Linked DNA regions of Homo sapiens: region 2 is linked to region 1. A link is an interaction called in ENCODE POLR2A ChIA-PET data of the cell type or tissue named here. Cell type or tissue: PC-3. All regions are shown on one strand. Links, peaks and the distances in the headings refer to the core of each region. The heading gives the core; the rest is flanking DNA.

Region 1 (9,412 bases), core at 878-8,877:
CTTGTGGAATAACAAACCACCCTAAAGTTTAGTGGGTTAAAACAATAGCCATTTATTTAACTCTTGTTTCTGTGGGTTGACAGTTTGAGCCTGGATCAGCTGGGTGGTTTTCTGGCCTTATTCCTGTGTCTGTTGGCAGCTGCTGGTTGGTTGGAAGCTGGCTGATCTAGGATGGCCCCAGGTGGACTGACTTGTCCACATGGCCATATCCTGGCTTCACATGGCAGCTGGGCAAAGTTCTAAGAGAAAGAGTAGATGCACTCAAGGCTTCTTGAGGTCTAAACTCAGAAGTGACATAATCTCATATCCACCAAACTCTCTTGACCAAAGTGAATCTCAGGATCACCTAAATTCAAGAGGTCTAGAAATTGACCCTGTCCTTTGATCAGAGGAGCTGCAAAGCTACATTGCAAAGAGGGGAGACCTAGAGAGGGGAATAATTGCCACCTTCTTTGTAAATAATCTACCATACCAAGCACACTTTTTTCTGTATCATGGAACAATAAAAATAGAATTTCCAAAGTTCTTTTACTCACATTTTACATATTGAGGAACCCTACAAGTTGGCTATTTGTTTAAATTTGGACAACGAATATAATAGCTGAGAAGCAGGTTTTGTTCTTGTACTGAATTATTCGTTGAGGTGGTGTGGGTAGTCAAGTTATGGATTATAAAATAAAATATTTTCCTTATTTCAAAATAAGGTAAAAGCATTCAAAGTATGTTCACTGAATATATCCAAAAAAAATCTACGTGACATTGTAGATATTTATGTTCTGATGAATAGTTAATAATGTTGAATAAAAAATTATGTGAAGAATACATTACTGTAAATGCAAATATGGCAGGGTTTTTTGCTTAAAAAGTAGCAGTTTTATATATGATTATTTGGAATTTGAAGTTTAACATCTGTCTTGTTTCTAGGAGCTCTGCCAGTGCCGGCCGGGAGAAGGCAATTGCTCCTGCTGTAAGGAGTGCATGCTGTGTCTTGGGGCCCTTTGGGACGAGTGCTGTGACTGTGTTGGTAAGTTGATACCAAGGGAGACTTCTTAATATTTCTTATCACAGAATCCTTGGCTTTAAGAGACTTTAAGGAATATAAATGTAGTTTATGTGCATAAACAAGTATGTGTGTGAAATATAGTAAACATACAGAACATTGTATTTTTACATTCAATTGTATTCAGTAGTATTTACCTATACATGTATTTAAAAGTGCTTATCCTTGGGAAGTAGGAGTGGGGGGCCAAGGCAGAATGTTTAACTTTTTATTTTGAAAGTTTTTGTACTGTTGAATTTTTTATAAGCAGCAGCATTTTTTTTTTGTTTTTAATAAGAAGTAGGTTTTATAAGAAGAAACATTCTCCAAGATGTGTTAAGTAAAAAAAGTCAGGTTCAAAATTATGTTTATAGAATGCTATCATTTGTGTGTTAGAAAGAAAACTTACGTGTGTAGGAAGAAACACCTGTCAGCCCTTCTCTGACCAGTTAACTCATTTTTAACTTTTAAAACCCCAGTTCAAGTATCCCCTTTCCTTGGAAACCTTCCTTATTTGACTGAGATAAAGGATCCTCTATGCTTCTGAGAGATCATTTATTGCATGCTCCTATAATTGTTGTTTTGCATGTTTTTTCGACAGAGTATCACCTCCTTAAGAACAGGAATATCATCATATTGATCTTTTTTACATTATCCTTTATCGAAATAGGCTATATGCATATACTTTTTAAGTCACATAGTACTAAAACAATCCCATCTCAGTTCTTTCCAAGCCTTTGATCCTATGCCCAGAGACTACCACTTTCAACTTTTCAGCGTTGCACTGCTTCCATAATTCTGAATAATAACCCTATACTACTCTCTTGATTCTTTGATTTTAGAAACTATCAGTTGACTTCCTCTTATGGTAGACAAGCATTTAGTTCTCTTATCTCTTAATCTTCCCAGTGTGATTTTATCACTCCTTCTAGTGAAATCAGTATTTACCTTAATAATCACTCTAATGAATTAATAATATATACTCATTTGATGCATAATAATGTAAGCACTAATTAATTAAATGAGTTATCCCATTATCTGTCTTTCTGTATTTTGGGTGTATGGTGTACTTCTTGAGAGATTTCCTAATCTTTTCACCCTTGTATTAATTTTTTAAATTTTTACTTCCTTTTTTAATTTCCAAGAGCCCTTCTCTGATTGTCCTTTTTTAAGGAACATACTGTTCTTGTTTTATATGTAACATATTTTTCTTATCTTTATGGGATTCTTAATTGTACTGTTTTGTGGTTGCTGTTGAGTTTTTTCCTTCTACTCCTTGCATGATTTCCATTTTCTCAGGTGTCTGGTGACCCTTGGCTGTCTATTCCTTTGTAGAATTTAGGTACTCCAAAACGGACTGGGAGTACTTAATCCATGGACAGGGCATGGAATGTAGTTTGCCTCACGAAAAGGTGGTTGGAGGATGAACTGCCTTTTTCACTGACGAGCCCTCTATTTCATGTCTATAGATCTTTCCCTTTAGGGTTGCACATTTTTTCTAGAGAAAGATCTCCTGGTTTCCTGCTGGTGTTGAGGCTGGGGTATGGGGCAGTATGCCAGGCTGCAAATGTTCTGGGAACCTGAGGGGTGAGGTCACAGTAAACAGTAAGCATACTTTTATTTACGTTCCTTGTTTTTTTCCCATACTCATCTCTACCCTTTGCCATTTTTGGCATTCCCAGTCCAGGGCCTCTTTGGTTTAATTTCTCTAAAGACTAACTCTCTCATCTCCTACAGTTGTGGAAGAAGAGACAGGGACCTGAAGGTATAACTACCCCACAGAATAGGCTTGCCTCTGCCACTCTGGCACCTCCAGCTCCTGAGTCTCCTCAGGGTTCTGTGGGGTGCATGGCCTGTGTGAAGACTGCTCAGTCAGGTACCTTTAGCTCTTAGGTTCTCCACAGATAGAGTTAGTGTTTCCATTTCTTGTTTTTCTTTAGTGTTTTGTAGTGAATTCTGAGAGAATGGGGGCAGAAGTATCTTTTCCTCTGTCCTCTTATATTCATCTTGGTATCTCTAACAGCTAGCTTTGAATTATTTTAGGTCATTAACTGTATATTAATTTAATATGTACAGTGAAACTAAAAAAGAGGAAATAGTCATCTTAATCTCTGATATACACACATAAGATTTTTTTTTGAGACAGGGTCTTGCTATGTTGCCTAGGCTGGAGTGGAGTGGTGTGATCATGGCTCACTGCAGGCTCAACATCCTGGGCTCAAGCAGTCCTCCTGCCTCAGCCTCCCAAGTAGGTGGGACTGCAGGCATGAGCCACAACACCCAGCTGATTTTTATAGTTTTGATGGAGACAGGGTTTCGCCATGTTGCCCAGGCTGGTCTCGAACTCCTGGGCTCAAGTGATCCACCCGCCTCAGCCTCCCAAAGTGCTGGGATTACAGGCGTGAGCCAATGTGCCCAGCCTCACACATAAGAATTTAATTTAAACATGGATGCCAAAATACACAAATGAACTTTTATTAATAGCATTGCCTAAAATAATGTGTATGTATGTGTGTGAGAGTGTTTGTGCGAGTGTATGAATGTGAGTGTATGTGTGTTATATATGTGTGTGTCTTAACCATCACACCATGATGACAGTGCTGTTCAGCGTCTTCTTTTAGGAAGAGAGTTCTGCATTTTTTTCCACTGAGAAAGAATAATTATACATGCTTATATCTCTACAATTTTAGAAGCAACTGGTATGCTTCCAGGCTAGTTCTCATTTTTTTAAAAAAAGCTTATTTACCTTTAAGGGTTGGATGTCCAGTTTTAAACTTTGAGTAAGTTCATAATGTAACTTCATCTTTCATTTTAAGTTAAGTTAATCTTTCTACTTTCTAGGATAAAACTGAGATATTCCAGTTCTATTTATACAGCAATCCTCCTCCTTGTAGGCAGCTCTCTTCCAAATTAGGCTCTCTTAACATCCTTTGCAAACCTGCCGCTGCTCCTCCTTCCTAAGTTGAAATAGTCCCCATACTTTTCATGGGTGGGGCACAGACCTCTGAGAGAACACAAATTAGAGTGCAGCCTTCCTTTCCTCTCTCATTCTGTGGACTTCAGCACATACTTTCTCTAGGAAACTTTCCCCTGTGGCTCCCTTGTATAAGAGCTTCTCTTTTCTGATTTTTTCTTAAGGTAAGAGTAACCACCATAGTTGATTTTAATCTTTGCTGTCCAACATATTCCTGAAATCCTGTGGGTTTTGGATCCTAGATCTCCACCCACAAGCTCTTTTTTCTTTTTTTTTACTGTTTTTACTTTTCCAAATGTGCACAAAAATAGAGAGTACAGTGATACGTACTACCTGTTCCAATAGTCATTAATACATTGCCAGACTTGTTTCATCCATTCATCTGTTTGTTGGTATATGTCTCTATCTTCCCCCACAACCTTTTTGTTTTGCTTAGGTATTACAAAGTAAATCATTTCACTATTATCCGTGAAGTCCTTTAGTTATACATCTCAAAAAAAGAGTATTTTTACATAACACAATGTCATTACTATGCCTAATGTAATTAACAGCACATCTTTATTTTATTTTTATTTTTATTTTTGAGGCAGAGTTTTGCTCTCTCGCCCAGGCTGGAGTGCACTGGTGCAGTCTTGGCTCACTGCAACCTCCACCTCCTGAGTTCAAGTGATTCTCCTGCCTCAGCCTCCCAGGTAGCTGGGACTACAGACACACGCCACCATATCTAGATACTTTTTTGTATTTTTTTGTACAGATGGGGTTTCACCATGTTGGCCAGGCTGGTCTCGAACTCCTGTCCTCAAGTGATCTGCCCTCCTCAGCCTCCCAAAGTGCTGGGATTACACATGTGAGCCACCGCACCCGGCCATTTAACAGTACTTCTTTAATATCGTCTAATACCACTCAGATCATACTTAGATTTCACTGATTGACTAAATGTTTTTTACAGTTGTTTTACTCAAATCAAGATCCAACAAAGATTACTCACTGTATTTGGTTGTTAGATTTCTTAAGTTTCTTTTATTCTAAAACAGTTTCTTCTCCCCCTCTCTCCCATCCTTTAATATTCCATTGGCTTTTTGAATAAACTAGTCAGTCATGATTGGTTTCTTCAAAATAAACCACATTCTGGATTTGGTTGATTGCTTCTTTTGGTTATTTAACTTGTTAGTTGGTCTTTTCTATTTCCTATAGGCTGGAAGTTAGATATGAAGGCTTGATTAGATTGAGGCTCAGTTTTTGGGAGGAGGGAACAGTGGTACAGTGTACACAAAGGCAAACAATATCCAGACGTCCTGCTTTTAGTAATGCTAAAATTGATCCCATGAGTTCCGACGGTGAAAGTCTGATCCCTTTGTGATAAAGGTCCCCATCAGCCTTTCACCTGGTGATTTCACCCCTTCTTGATGACCATTGCCTGAGTCAGCTACTTCATTAGAAGCTGTAAAACAGCCAGGTGTGGTGGCTCACGCGTATAATCCCAGCACTTTGGGAGGCCAAGAGGGGGCGAATCACCTTAAGTCAGGAATTCAAGACCAGCCTAGCCAACATGACGAAATCCCGTCACTACTAAAAATACAAAAATTAGCCAGGTGTGGTGGTAGGCACCTGTAATCCCAGCGACAAGGGAGGCTGAGGCAGGAGAGTCACTTGAACCCAGAAGGCAGAAGTTGCAGTGAGCCGAGATAGTGCCACTGCACTCCAGTCTGGGTGACAGAGGGAGACTCTGTCTCAGAAAAAAAAAAAGAAGAAGAAGAAAAGTTGTAGAACAATGATTTTCTATTTTTATCATTACTTCTGCAGTTATTAGCTGGAATTTTTCTGTATAATGTAAATGGAATCCTACACTACTACATAGTAGCTTAAAATACATTTAGAACAACATGAAATGATGAATGATTTAATAATAGACTCTTTAATGGCATTAAGACATTGTAACTTTTGATTCATGTTTAATGTGCATTAAAAGTTGGATTCTGCCTAAGCATGATGGCTCATTCCTGTAATTCCAGCACGTTGGGAGGCCACAGAAGGAGGATCACTTGAGCCCAGGAGTTCAAGACCAGCCTAGGCAACATAAGGAGACCCCATCTTTACCAAAAATAAAAATTAATTAGTTGGGTGTGATGGCATGCACATATGGTCCCAGCTACTTGGGAGGTTAAGGCAGGAGGATTACTAAACTCAGGAGGTCAAGGCTGCAGTGAGCTCTGATTGCACTACAGCACTCCAGCCTGGGCAACAGAGTAAGACCCTGTCTCTAAAAAAATTTTTTTAAATAAATAAATAAATGTTGAATTCTATGGGAAATGTTAAATTAGAAGAAAAAATTGCCTGAGCGCAGTTGCTCGTGCCTATAATCCCAGCACTCTGGGAGGCCAAGGCAGGCGGATCACTTAAGTTTGAGACCAACCTGGGCAACATGGCAAAACCCCGTCTCTACAAAAAATAAAAAATTTAGCTGTGCATGGGTGGCATGTGCCTGTAGTCCCAGCTACTTGGGTGGGAGCGGGGGCTGTGGCAGGAGAATCGCTTGAGCCCAGGAGGTTCAGGCTGTACTGAGCCATGTCTGAGTCACTGCAGTCCAGCCTAGGCGGCAGAGTGAGACTTTAACTCAAAAAAAAAGAAAAAGAAAAAGAAAGGAAAAGAAAAAAACTAGGCCAGGCCCAGAGGCTCACACCTGTAATCCCAGCACTTTGGGAGGCCTAAGTGGGAGGATCGCATGAGCACAGGAGTTCAAGATCAGCCTGGGCGACACAGGGAGACTCTGTCTCTACAAAATAAAAAAACAAAAAATTGACTGGGCATAATGATGCATGCCTGTAGTCCTAGCTACTTGGAGGGCTGAGACAGGAGGATCACTTGAGCCCAGGAGCTTGCGGCTGTAGTGAGCTATAATTGCACCCCTGCACTCCAGCCTGGGTGACAGATCAAGACCCTGTTTCAAAAAAATAAAAGAAAAAATTAATAACTTGTGCCAATAAATAAAACATGGCAAGCATGAACTTTTTCATCTTGAGCCACCTGTTTAGCATGTCGTGGAACACTATAATTCAGTGGTGCACTGTTTGTATAATGTTGATATAGAAATAGCAGATTCTTTATAGTACCAAGATCATTTGCTATACTTAATAAATTGGAAGCATCATAAGCTCCAAGACCAGGCTGTGAAGCCTGCTGAAAACCTGCTTAGCAACCACAGCTTGGCTCATTTTGCCATACCAACTCATAGATCCTAGATGTCGCTGTGGTGAATGGAAGAAAGGGGCACAGGGAAAGAGCCGGAAAAGGTGGGTGGTGTCAGGCAACAGGCACAGTGCCTGCAAAACCCAGGAAAACAGGATCAGACAGCTCTGTGCTGGGAACACAACCCTGGGACAGGCTCTACCACCTAGTGGATCAAATGTTTCTTCCTTAATCCTGCTCTTTGTTAGGCAAATTCCTTGAACTCTGACTTTGAACTCAGGGCTACAGTCCAGTACTAACCTTGACGGGTCTTGGCATCTTCCTTTTGGAACATCCAGGTTTTTCGTTATGACTCTCTCTTGTATCTCAGGTCAGATCTAGATAGATCCGTTGGTTCCTGCATAGAATGGATTTCTGTCTTGCTTCGCTCTAACATGTTACTTTTCTAATATTAAGGAATAAATAGGTGCTAGGAGTTCAAATTTTCTGTTTTCTGTTTTAAGAAAAACTATGCAAATTATTTAGATACATTATTTATTATTATTAATTTTAATTGACAAATAATAGTATATATTTACCCAGTGCAACAGGTTATTTTGAAATATGTATACATTGTGGAATGGCTACATAGAGCTAATTAACATACATTACCTCACCTTTTCTGTGTATGGTGAGAACACTTAAAATCTACTCTCTTAGCAATTTTCTTTTTTATTTTTTCTTGAGATAGGGTCTCTGTCACCCAGGCTGGAGTGCAGTGATGCTATCACACCTCACTGCAGCCGCAACCTCAAGTGATTTTCCCACCTCAGCCTCCCGAGTAGCTGGCACTATGCTACCACACCTCGCTAATTTTTAAATTTTTTGTAGAGATGGGGTCTCAATGTGTTATCCAGACTGGTCTTGAATTCCTGGACACAAGTGATACTCCCGCCTTGGCTTCCCAAAGTGCTGGGATTACAAGTGTGAGCCACTGTGCCCAGCCAGCAATTTTCAAGAATATAATACATTGTTATTAGCTATAGTCACCATGTTGTACAATAGAGCTCTTGAATTTATTATTTCTATCTAACTGAAATTTTGCATTATTTGATGGACACCTCCCCTTTCCTCAGCTCCTGGTAACCATTCTGCTCACCGCTTCTGTGAGTTCAACTTTTTTAGATTCCACATATAAGTGAAATCATGCGGTATTTGCCTTTCTGTGACTGGCTTATTTTACTTAACATGATGTCCTCCAGGTTCATCCATGTTGTAAATCAGGGTCCCCAACCCCTGAGCCATGGACCAGTAGCAGTCCGCCGCCTCTTAGGAACCGGGCCACATAGAAGGAGGTGAACACCAGGCAAGCGAGCGTCACCGCCTGAGCTCCGTCTCCTGTCAGGTCAGCGGCAGTATTGGATTCTTACAGGAGCTCGAACCCTATTGTGAACTGCACATACGAGGGGTCTCAGTTGCATGCTCCTTATGAGAATCTAATGCCTGATGATCTGAGGTGGAACAGTTTCATCCCAAAACCAGTCCTGGTGCCAAAAAGGCTGGGGGCTACTGATAGGATTTCCTTCTTTTTTTAAGGCTGAATAGTATTCCATTGTATATAAAGTGGAATTGTATTTTATATTGTATAAATATACCACATTGTACATATCCACATTTTCTTTATCCATTTTTGGACAATTAGGTTGATTCTCTGTCTTGACTATTGTGAATAATGCTGCAGGGAACATGAGAGTGCAAACATCTCTTTGACATACTGAGCTAGTTCTATTTTTAATTTTTTTAGGAACCTCCATACTGTTCTCCATAATGGTTGTACTAATTTACATTCCCACCAACAGCATGCAAGGATTCCCTTTTCTCCATGCCCTCCCTCTCCAACACTTGTTGCCTTTCATCTTTTTTATAATGGCCCTTCTAAAAGGTATGAGGTAATATCTTATTGTGGTGTTTTTTTTGTTTTGTTTTGTTTTTTTGAGATGGAACCTCACTCTGTCACCCAGGCTGGAGTGCAGTGGCATGATCTTGGCTCACTGCAACCTCCGCCTCCTGGATTCAAGCAATTCTCTGCCTCAGCCTCCCAAGTAGCTGAGATTACAGGTGCCTGCCACCATGCCTGGCTAATTTTTTTGTATTTTTAGGAGAGATAGGGTTTCGCCATCTTGGCCAGGTTGGTCTTGAACTCTTGACCTCAGGATCCACTCGCCTCAGCCTCC
Region 2 (9,412 bases), core at 815-8,814, 53 kb before region 1:
ACAGAACATTCCATCCAGCAACCACAGAATATACATTCTATTCAACAGTGCATGGAACTTTCTCCAAGATAGACCATATTATATGGCACAAAACGAGCCTCAATAAATTTAAGAAAATTGAAATTATGTCAAGCACTCTGTCAGACCACAGTGTAATAAAGCTTGTAATCAACTCCAAAGGGAACCTTCAAAACCATGCAAATACATGGAAATTAAATAACCTGCTCCTGAATTATCACTGGGTTAAAAACGAAATGAAAATGGAAATTTAAAAATTATTCAAATTGAAAGATAATAGTGACACAACCTATCAAAACCTCTGGGATACAGCCAAGGCGGTGCTAAGAGGAAAGTTCATGGCCCTAAACACCTACATCAAAAAGACTGAAAGAGCACAAACTGACACTCTAAGGTCACACCTCAAAGAACTAGAGAAACAAGAACAAACCAAGCCCAAACCCAGCAGAAGAAAGGAAATAACCAAAATCAGAGCAGAACTAAATGAAATTGAAACAAAAAAATACAAAAGATAAATGAAATGAAAAGCTGGTTCTTTGAAAAGATAAATAAAATTGATAGACCATTAGCAAGATTAACCAAGAAAAGAAGAGAGAAAATCCAAATAACCCCACCAAGAAACGAAACGAGAGATATTACAACTGACACTACAGAAATACAAAAGATCATTCAAGGCTACTATGAACACCTTTAAGCACATAAACTAGAAGACCTAAAAGAATTGGATAAATTCCTGGAAAAATACAACCCTCCTAGCTTAAATCAGGAAGAATCAGATACCCTGAACAGATCAATAACAAGCAGCAAGATTGAAATGGTAATTTAAAAATTACCGACAAAAGAAAACCCCAGGACCAGACAGATTCACAACAGAATTCTACCAGACATTCAAAGATGAATTAGTACCAATCCTTTTGACACTATTCCACAAGATAGAGAAAGAGGGAACACTCCTTAATTCATTCTATGAAGCCAGAATCACCCTAATACCACAACCAGGAAAGGACATAACCAAAAAAGAAAACTACAGACCGATATCCTTGATGAACATAGATGCTAAATCCTTAACAAAATACTAGCTAACTGAATCCAACAACATATCAAAAATATAATCCACCATGATCAAGTGGGTTTCATACGAGGGATGCAGGGATGGTTTTAACATAGGCAAGTCGATAAATGTGATACACCACATAAACAGAATTAAAAACAAAAATCACATGATCATCTCAATAGACGCAGAAAAAGCATTAGACAAAATCCAGCATCACTTTATGATTAAAACTCTCAGCAAAATTGGCATACAAGGGACATACCTCAATGTAATTTAAGCCATTTATGACAAACCCACAGCCATCATAATACTGAATGGGGAAAAGTTGAAAGCATTCCCTCCGAGAGCTGGAACAAGACAGGGATGCCCACTCTCACCACTCGTCTTCAACATAGTACTGGAAGTCTAGCCAGAGCAATCAAACAAAAGAAAGAAATAAAGGGCATCCAAATCGGTAATACTGGCTGGAGCACAGTGGTGCGATCTCGGCTCACTGCAACCTCCGCCTCCTGATTCAAGCAGTTCTCCTGCCTCAGCTTCTCAAGTAGTTGGGACTACAGGCATGCGCCACCAGATCCACCTAATTTTTGTATTTTTAGTAGAGAGGGGGTTTCACCATGTTGGCCAGGCTGGTCTCGAACTCCTGACCTCAGGTGACCTACCCACCTCAGCCTCCCTAAGTGCTGGAATTACAGGTGTAAGCCACCGCGCGCAGCCAGATTGGAGAATATTATTCTAAGTGAAGTAACTCAGGAACGGAAAACCAAACATCGTATGTTCTCACTGATATGTGAGAACATATCAGCTAAGCTGTGAGGACACAAAAACATAAGAATGATACAATGGACTTTGGGGACTTGGAGGGAAGTGTGGGAGGGGGCGAGAGATAAAAGACTACAAATAGGGTGCCGTGTATACTGCTTGGGTGATGGGTGAACCAAAATCTCACTAATCGCCACTAAAGAACTTACTAATGTAACCAAACACCACATGTACCCCAATAACTTATGGAAAAATAAAAAATAAAAAATTGTATGGCTAATAATACAATAATGAAGATTAATGGAATTATTAAAAACAAGGCAGTAAATGAGGAAAAAGGAATAAAGAACAGAGGGAACACTTAGAAAAGAAATAACAAGATTGTGAATTTAAACGTAACCTTATTGATGATCACATTAAATGTAAATTTATATTTAAAGGCAAAGATTGACTGTATTAAAAAGCAAGCCCTAACTATAGGGTATTTATAAGAAACCCACTTTAAATGAAAATGCAAAGAGAAGTTAAAAGGATAAAAACAAGGGGATACCTTGCATGCCTATTAGAATGGCCAAAACCCGAAATGCTGACAGTATCAAATGCTGGTGATGACGTGGAGCAACAGAAATTCTCATTCATTGCTGATGTGAATGCAATATGGAACAGCCACTTTGAAAGATACTTTGGCAGTTTCTTACAAAACTAAACATACTCTTATAATATGATCCAGCCACCATACTCCTTGGTATTCGCCCAAATGAATTAAAACTTATGTCCACACAAAAAGCTGCACGTGGATATTTATAACAGCTTTACTCATGGTTGACAAAACTTGGAAGCAACCAAGATGCTTTTCAGTAAGTAAATGGATAAACTGTGGTATACCTAAACAATGGAATATTATTCAACACCAAAAAGAAATTAGTTATCGGCCAGACATGGTAGCTCACACCTGTAATCCCAGCACTTTGGCAGGCCAAGGTGGGCAGATCACAAGGTCAGGAGTTCGAGACCAGCCTGGCCAATATGGTGAAACCTCATCTCTACTAAAAATACAAAAAAATTAGCCAGGCGTGGTGGTGCACGCCTGTAATCCCAGCTACTAAGGAGTCTGAGGCAGGAGAAGTGCTTGAAACTGGGAGGCAGAGATTGCAGTGAGCTGAGATCACGCCACTGCACTCCAGCCTGGGCAACAGAGCAAGACTCTGTCTCAAAAAAAAAAATTAAATTAGTTATCAAGTCATGAAAAAACTTGGAGATACCTTAAATGCCTATTACTACACGAAAGAAGCCAAACTGAAAAGGCTTCATACTCTGTGATTTCATCTCTGATATTCTGGAAAAGGCAAAACTACTATAGTAAAAGGATCAGTGGTTGCCAGTGGTTAGAGGAAGGAGAGGGATGAGCAGGCATAGGCAGAGCACAAGGGATTTTTAGGGTATAAAATTCTTGTGTATGATACTGTAATGATGGACACATGTCATTACTTATTTGTCAAAACCCATAGAATGTACAATATGAAGAGTAAACCCTAATGTAAACTGTGGAATTTGGGTGATAGTGATGTGTGGATGTTGGTTCATTGACAATAACAAATATACTGGTTCAGAATGCTGATAGTTGGGAAGGCTGTGGGGGTGTGTTGGGAAGAGTATATAGTAAGTCTCTGTACTTTCTACTCAATTTTGCTGTAACGTAGAACTGCTCCAAAGAGTCTATTTTTTTTTTCTTTTTTTTTGAGACAGAGCCTTGCTCTATCTCCCAGGCTGGAGTGCACTGTTGCGATCTTGGCTCACTCCAAGCTCCGCCTCCCGGGTTCATGCCATTCTCCTGCCTCAGCCTTCTGAGTAGCTGGGACTACAGGTGCCCGCCACCACACCCGGCTATTTTTTTTTTTTTTTAGTGGAGACGAGGTTTCACTGGGTTAGCCAGGATGGTCTCGATCTCCTGACCTCGTGACTGCCCGTCTCAGCCTCCCAAAGTGCTGGGATTACAGGCATGAGCCACTGCGCCCAAAAAGTCTACATTTTAAAAAGTAAAAGGATGGAAAAATGTATAACATGCTAATATTAATTAACTGAAAGATGCAAATGGCTTTATTCATATCACGAATCTAGATTTCACAGCAAGAAATATTGCCAGTCACTAAAAGGGTAACTTCATAATGACAAAAGAGTCAATTCATTAAGAGGATATAACAATAGTAAATTTTTATGTACCTAATAACAAAGTTTCAAATTATATGAAGCAAAATTGAGCAAACTGAAAGGAGAAATGAATCATTCACAATTGTAGTTCAAGATTTCAACAATTCTATCTCAATTTTTTTTTTTTTTTTTTTTTTTGAGATGGAGGCTCACTCTGTTGCCCAGGCTGGAGTGCAGTGGTGTGATCTCAGTTCACTGCAACCTCCACCTCCCAGGTTCAAGAGATTCTCATGCCTCAGCCTCCCAAGTAGCTGGGATTACAAACACGTGCCACCATGCCCAGCTAATTGTATTTTTAGTAGAGATAGGGTTTCACCATATTGGCCAGGCTGGTCTTGATCTCCTGGCCTCAAGTTATCTGCCCGCCTTGGCATCCCAAAGTGCTGGGATTACAGATGTGAGCTACCATGCCTGGCCTCAAAATTGTATGGACTAAATAGAAAGAAAATCAGTAAGGATACAGAACATATGGACAAAGTCAACCCAATTTTCCCACATTAACATTTATAGAACATGCCCAATAATAGCAAAATATACATGCTTTTCAAGTGCACATAGAATATCTATCAAAATGGACTATATTTGAGGCCATAGGATGTGTTCTTTTTTTTTTTTTGAGACGGAGTCTTGCTCTGTCGCCCAGGCTGGAGTGCAGTGGTGCAATCTTGGCTCACTGCAAGCTCCACCTCCCAGGTTCACGCCATTCTCCTGCCTCAACCTCCCGAGTAGCTGGGACTACAGGCGCCCGCCACCACGCCTGGCTAATTTTTTGTATTTTTAGTAGAGATGGGGTTTCACTGTGTTAGCCAGGATGGTTTCGATCTCCTGACCTCGTGATCTGCCCGCCTCGGCCTCCCAAAGTGCTGGGATTACAGGCGTGAGCCACCGCGCCCGACCAGGATGTGTTAATGAAAGGATTATACAATGTTTATTCTCTAAGCACAATATAATCAAATTAGAAATTAATAACAGAAAGAAATCCACAAAATTCCTAATACTTAGAAATTAAACATCACACTTCTAAATAATCACTGTATCAATGAAGACATTACACAGGGAAATTATAAAGTATTTTGAACAGGCTAAAAATGAAAACATGACATATTAAAACTTATGAGGCAGCTAAGATAGTTTCTTCAAGGAAAATATTAGAAAAGAAAGTACTCAAACCAATTATCTAGGTTCCCATGTTAAGAAACTAGAAAAATAAGAGCTAATTAGACACAAGTAAGCAAAACAAAGGTAATAAAGTTAAGAGCTGAAATCAATAAGGTAGAAAACTGGAAAACAATACAGAAAATCCATGAAACCAAAACCTGGGTCTTTCAAAATGATTAATAAAATTAATAAGCCTCCAGCCAGTGATCAGGTGGAAAAAAAGAGAGAAGATAAAAATGATCAATATTATATGCAGAAGAGTAGACATCACTGCAAATCCTGTGGTCATTGAACGGCTCATAATATTATAAAGAATTTTATAAATTCTGCAATAAATTCTGTAATTTGAGTGAAATGGAGAAATTCTTTGAAAGACACAATCTACCAAATCTGAAGAAGAAATAGATAACCTGAATAGTCCTGTATCTATTTTAAAAAGTGAATTTGCATTTAAAATCCTTTGAACAAAGGAATCTCCAGTCCCAAGTAGTGAATTCTACCAAACATTTTAGGAATAAACAATATCAACTCTATGCTAATTAGAAAATAGAAGAAAAATTCAGAGGAAAAAAAGAAAAGAAATGCTTTCCAGCTCATGTTAACAGGCTAGAAACCCTATACCAAAAACCAGAAAAAAAACAAAGAAAACAAAAAAACTAGAAAACATTTCTTGGCTGGGCGCCGTGGCTCATGCCTGTAATCCCAGCACTTTGGGAGGCTGAGATGGGTGGATCACAAGCTCAGGAGATTGAGACCATCCTGGGCAACATGGTGAAACCCCGTCTCTACTAAAAATACAAAAATTAGCTGGGTATGGTGGTACATGATTGTAGTCCCGGCTACTTGGGAGGCTGAGGCAGGAGAATTGCTTGAACCTGGAGGCGGAGGTTGCGGTGAGCCGAGATCACACCACTGCACTCCAGCCTGGGCAACAGAGAAAGACTCCGTCTCAAAAAAAAAAAAAAAAGAAAAGAAAAGAAAACATTTATTATGAACATAGTCACAAAAATTCTTAACAAAAATTTTGCAAATCAAATCCAGTAACATTAGAATTATAATACATCAATGCAAGGTGGGGTTTGTCCCAGGAATGCAAGATTGGTTTAACATTCGAAAGTCAATGTAATTCACCATATTAAAAGACTCAAAAAGTAAAACAATGAAAATGCCACAAGAGGTGAAGGAAAGTGCCTGACAAAATTAAAAAATCACTCATGATAAAAATCACTCAGCAAACTAGAAATACAAGGTAACTTCCTCAACTTGCTAAAGGGCATCTAAAAATGACCTAGAGCTTACATTGTACTTATTAATGAAACACTAATATCTGATGGAACAGTTATTAACACTAATGAAACAGATAAAACACTAATGAAAGAAAGAGTATTCTTTCTCTCTAATATCAGAAATAAGGCAAGCATGTCTGCTCTCACAAGTTGTATTCAGCATTGAACTGGAGGTCCTAATTTGTTCCATAAGGCAATAAGAAGAAAAAGCAAGCATCAGGCCTAAAAGAAGAATAAAATTATCTTTATTCAAAGATGACAGGTCTCTTATATAGAAAATCCCAAGAAATTGGCTGGGCGCAGTGGCTGACACCTGTAATCTGAGCACGTTGGGAGGCCAAAGTGGTTCAGCTGATGTCAGCCTGGCCAACATGGCGAAACCTCATTTCTACTAAAAAAAAAATACAAAAATTAGCTGGGGGTGGTGGCATGCACCTGTAGTCCTGGCTACTCGGGATGCTGATGCAGGAGAATTGCTTGAACCTGGGAGGTGGAAGTTGCAGTGAGCCAAGATCATGCCACTGCACTCAAGCCTGGGTAACAGAGTGAGACTCCATCTCAAAAAAAAAAATCCTAAGAAATCCACCAAAAAAGCTACCAGAACTAATAACTGAGTTTAGCAGAGTTACAGGATACAAAAACCAATATACAAAAATGTCAATATACAAAAATCAATTGTATTTCTATATGATAGGAAGTCTTGGAAATTACAAATGAAAACAGCATCAACAATATGAAATAGGAAGTGTCTATTCATGTCCTTTGCCCACTTTTCAATGGTTTTTTTTTTCTTGTAAATTTGCTTAAGTTGTTTGTAGATGCTGGATATTACACCTTTGTCAGATGGATAGATTGCAAAAATTTTCTCCCATTCTGTAGGTTGTCTGTTCACTCTGATGATAGTTTCTTCTGCTGTGCAGAAGCTCTTTAGTTTAATTAGATCCCATTTGTGAATTTTTGCTTTTGTTAAAATTGTTTTTGGCAATTTCATCATAAAATCTTTGCCCATGCCTATGTGCTGAATGGTATTGTCTAGATTTTCTTCTAGGGATTTTATAGTTTTTGGTTTTATATTTGAGTCTTTAATCCATCTTGAGTTAATTTTTGTATAAGGTGTAAAGAAGGGGTCCAGTTTCAGTTTTTTGCGTATGGCTAGCCAGTTCTCCCAGCACCATTTATTAAATAGGGAATCCTTTCCCCATTGCTTGTTTTTGTCAGGTTTGTCGAAGATCAGATAATTGTAGATGGCAGTTTTATTCTGAGTTCTCTATTCTGTTCCATCGGCCAACAAACATGAAAAAAACTCAACATCACTGATCATCAGAGAAATGCAAATCAAAGCCATAATGAGATACCATCTTATGCCAGTCAGAACAGTGATTATTAAAAAGTCAAGAAACAACTGATGCTGGCGAGGTTGCGGAGAAATAGGAATGCTTTTACACTGTTGGTGGGACTGTAAATTAGTTCAACCATTGTGGGATACAGTGTGGTGATTCCTCAGAGATTTATAACTGGAAGTACCATTTGGCCTAGCAATCCCATTACTGGGTATGTATACCCAAAGGAATATAAATCATTCTATTATAAAGATACAAGCACATGTATGTTCATTGCAGCACTATTCACAATAGCAAAGACATGGAATCAACCCAAATGCCCATCGATGATAGACTGGATAAAGAAAATGTGGTACATATACATCATGGAATACTATGCAGCCATAAAAAGGAACGAGATAATGTCCTTTGCAGGGACGTGGATGAAGCTGGAAGCCATTATCCTCAGCAAACTATGCAGGAACAGAAAACCAAACACTGCATGTTCTCACTTATAAGTGGGAGCTGAACAGTGAGAACACATGGACACAGTGAGGGAAACAAAACACACTGGGGCTTGTTGGGGGAGGGCGGAGATGTGGAGAGCATCAGGAAAAACAGCTAATGCATACTGGGTAAAATACGTAGGTGATGGGTTTATCAGTGCAGCAAACCACCATGGCACATGTTTACCTATGTAACAAACCTGCACATCCTGCACATGTACCCTGGAACTTAAAATAAAATAATAAAAAAGAATATGAAATAAAAATGAACTCAAGAAAACTGTGCAAGTTCTATATCCTGAAACATAAAAAATAGTGCTGAGAGAAATTTGGAAATAAATGGAAAGATACACTATACTTACCTGTAATTCCAGCACTTTGGGAGGCTGAGGTGGGCAGATCACAAGGTCAGGAGTTCGAGACCAGCATGGCCAATATGGTGAAACCCCATCTCTACTAAAAATGCAAGACATTAGCCAGGTGTGGCGGTGCACGCCTGTAGTCCTAGCTACCTGGGAAGCCAAGGCAGGAAAATCACTTGAACCTGGTAGGTGGAGGTTGCAGTGAGCTGAGATCATACCACTGCACTCCAGCCTGGGTGACACAGCGAGACTCTGTCTCAAAAAAAAAAAAAAAAAGATATACCGTACTCATGGATTGAAAGACTCAATATTGTTAATATGTCAATCATAAGTTGTCTGACTGTACAATTCCAATCAATATAGAAAGTTGTCTGTACACAAATCAAATCAATATCCCAGCAGGGTTTTTTTTTTTTGTAGAATTTGACAAGGTGATTCTAAACTTTATATGAAAATGCAAATAATCTAGAATACCCTAAAATTTTTGCAAAAGGGTAAAGTTGGAGTATTTATATTACCTAATTTTGAGACTTCCTATAAAAGCAACAGTAATCAAGAGTATGGTAGTGGCATAAATATAGACACATATATTAGGGGAACTGACTAGAAATACAGAAATGGACCCACATATGTAGAGGCAACTGATTTTCAACAAAAGTGCCAATGAAATTCAATGGGGGGAGGGATAGTGCTTTCAGTAAATGGTCCTGTGACAAGTGAACAGCCATATGCAAAAATA

Evidence for each region. ChIA-PET counts read pairs that join two places held together with the same protein. Peaks named below come from ENCODE experiments on the same cell type or tissue, not always from the same donor. Only the 100,000 strongest peaks of a DNase experiment are listed, where the experiment ranks them.
Region 2: POLR2A ChIA-PET joins it to region 1 with 7 read pairs; 7 of 35 experiments call an interaction of 5 or more read pairs at or near these places.

Annotation. Positions count from the first base shown.
Region 1 is chr18:9,359,048-9,368,459 of GRCh38, forward strand. It overlaps TWSG1 (twisted gastrulation BMP signaling modulator 1), which reads left to right. Exons shown (of 5, transcript NM_020648.6): 3 at 925-1,024. Among named protein-coding and RNA genes, the nearest start is that of TWSG1, 29 kb to the left of the region's middle. In PC-3, for the core only: CTCF peaks have their summits at 7,248 and 7,449 (motif pointing left); DNase peaks (open chromatin) are centred at 4,024, 5,434 and 7,274; H3K4me3 peaks cover 834 bases; H3K27ac peaks cover 3,261 bases.
Region 2 is chr18:9,306,339-9,315,750 of GRCh38, forward strand. It overlaps TWSG1-DT (TWSG1 divergent transcript), which reads right to left. Exons shown (of 3, transcript NR_183523.1): 3 at 6,715-8,925. Among named protein-coding and RNA genes, the nearest start is that of TWSG1-DT, 23 kb to the right of the region's middle. In PC-3, for the core only: no CTCF peak of the experiment used is centred there; no DNase peak of the experiment used is centred there.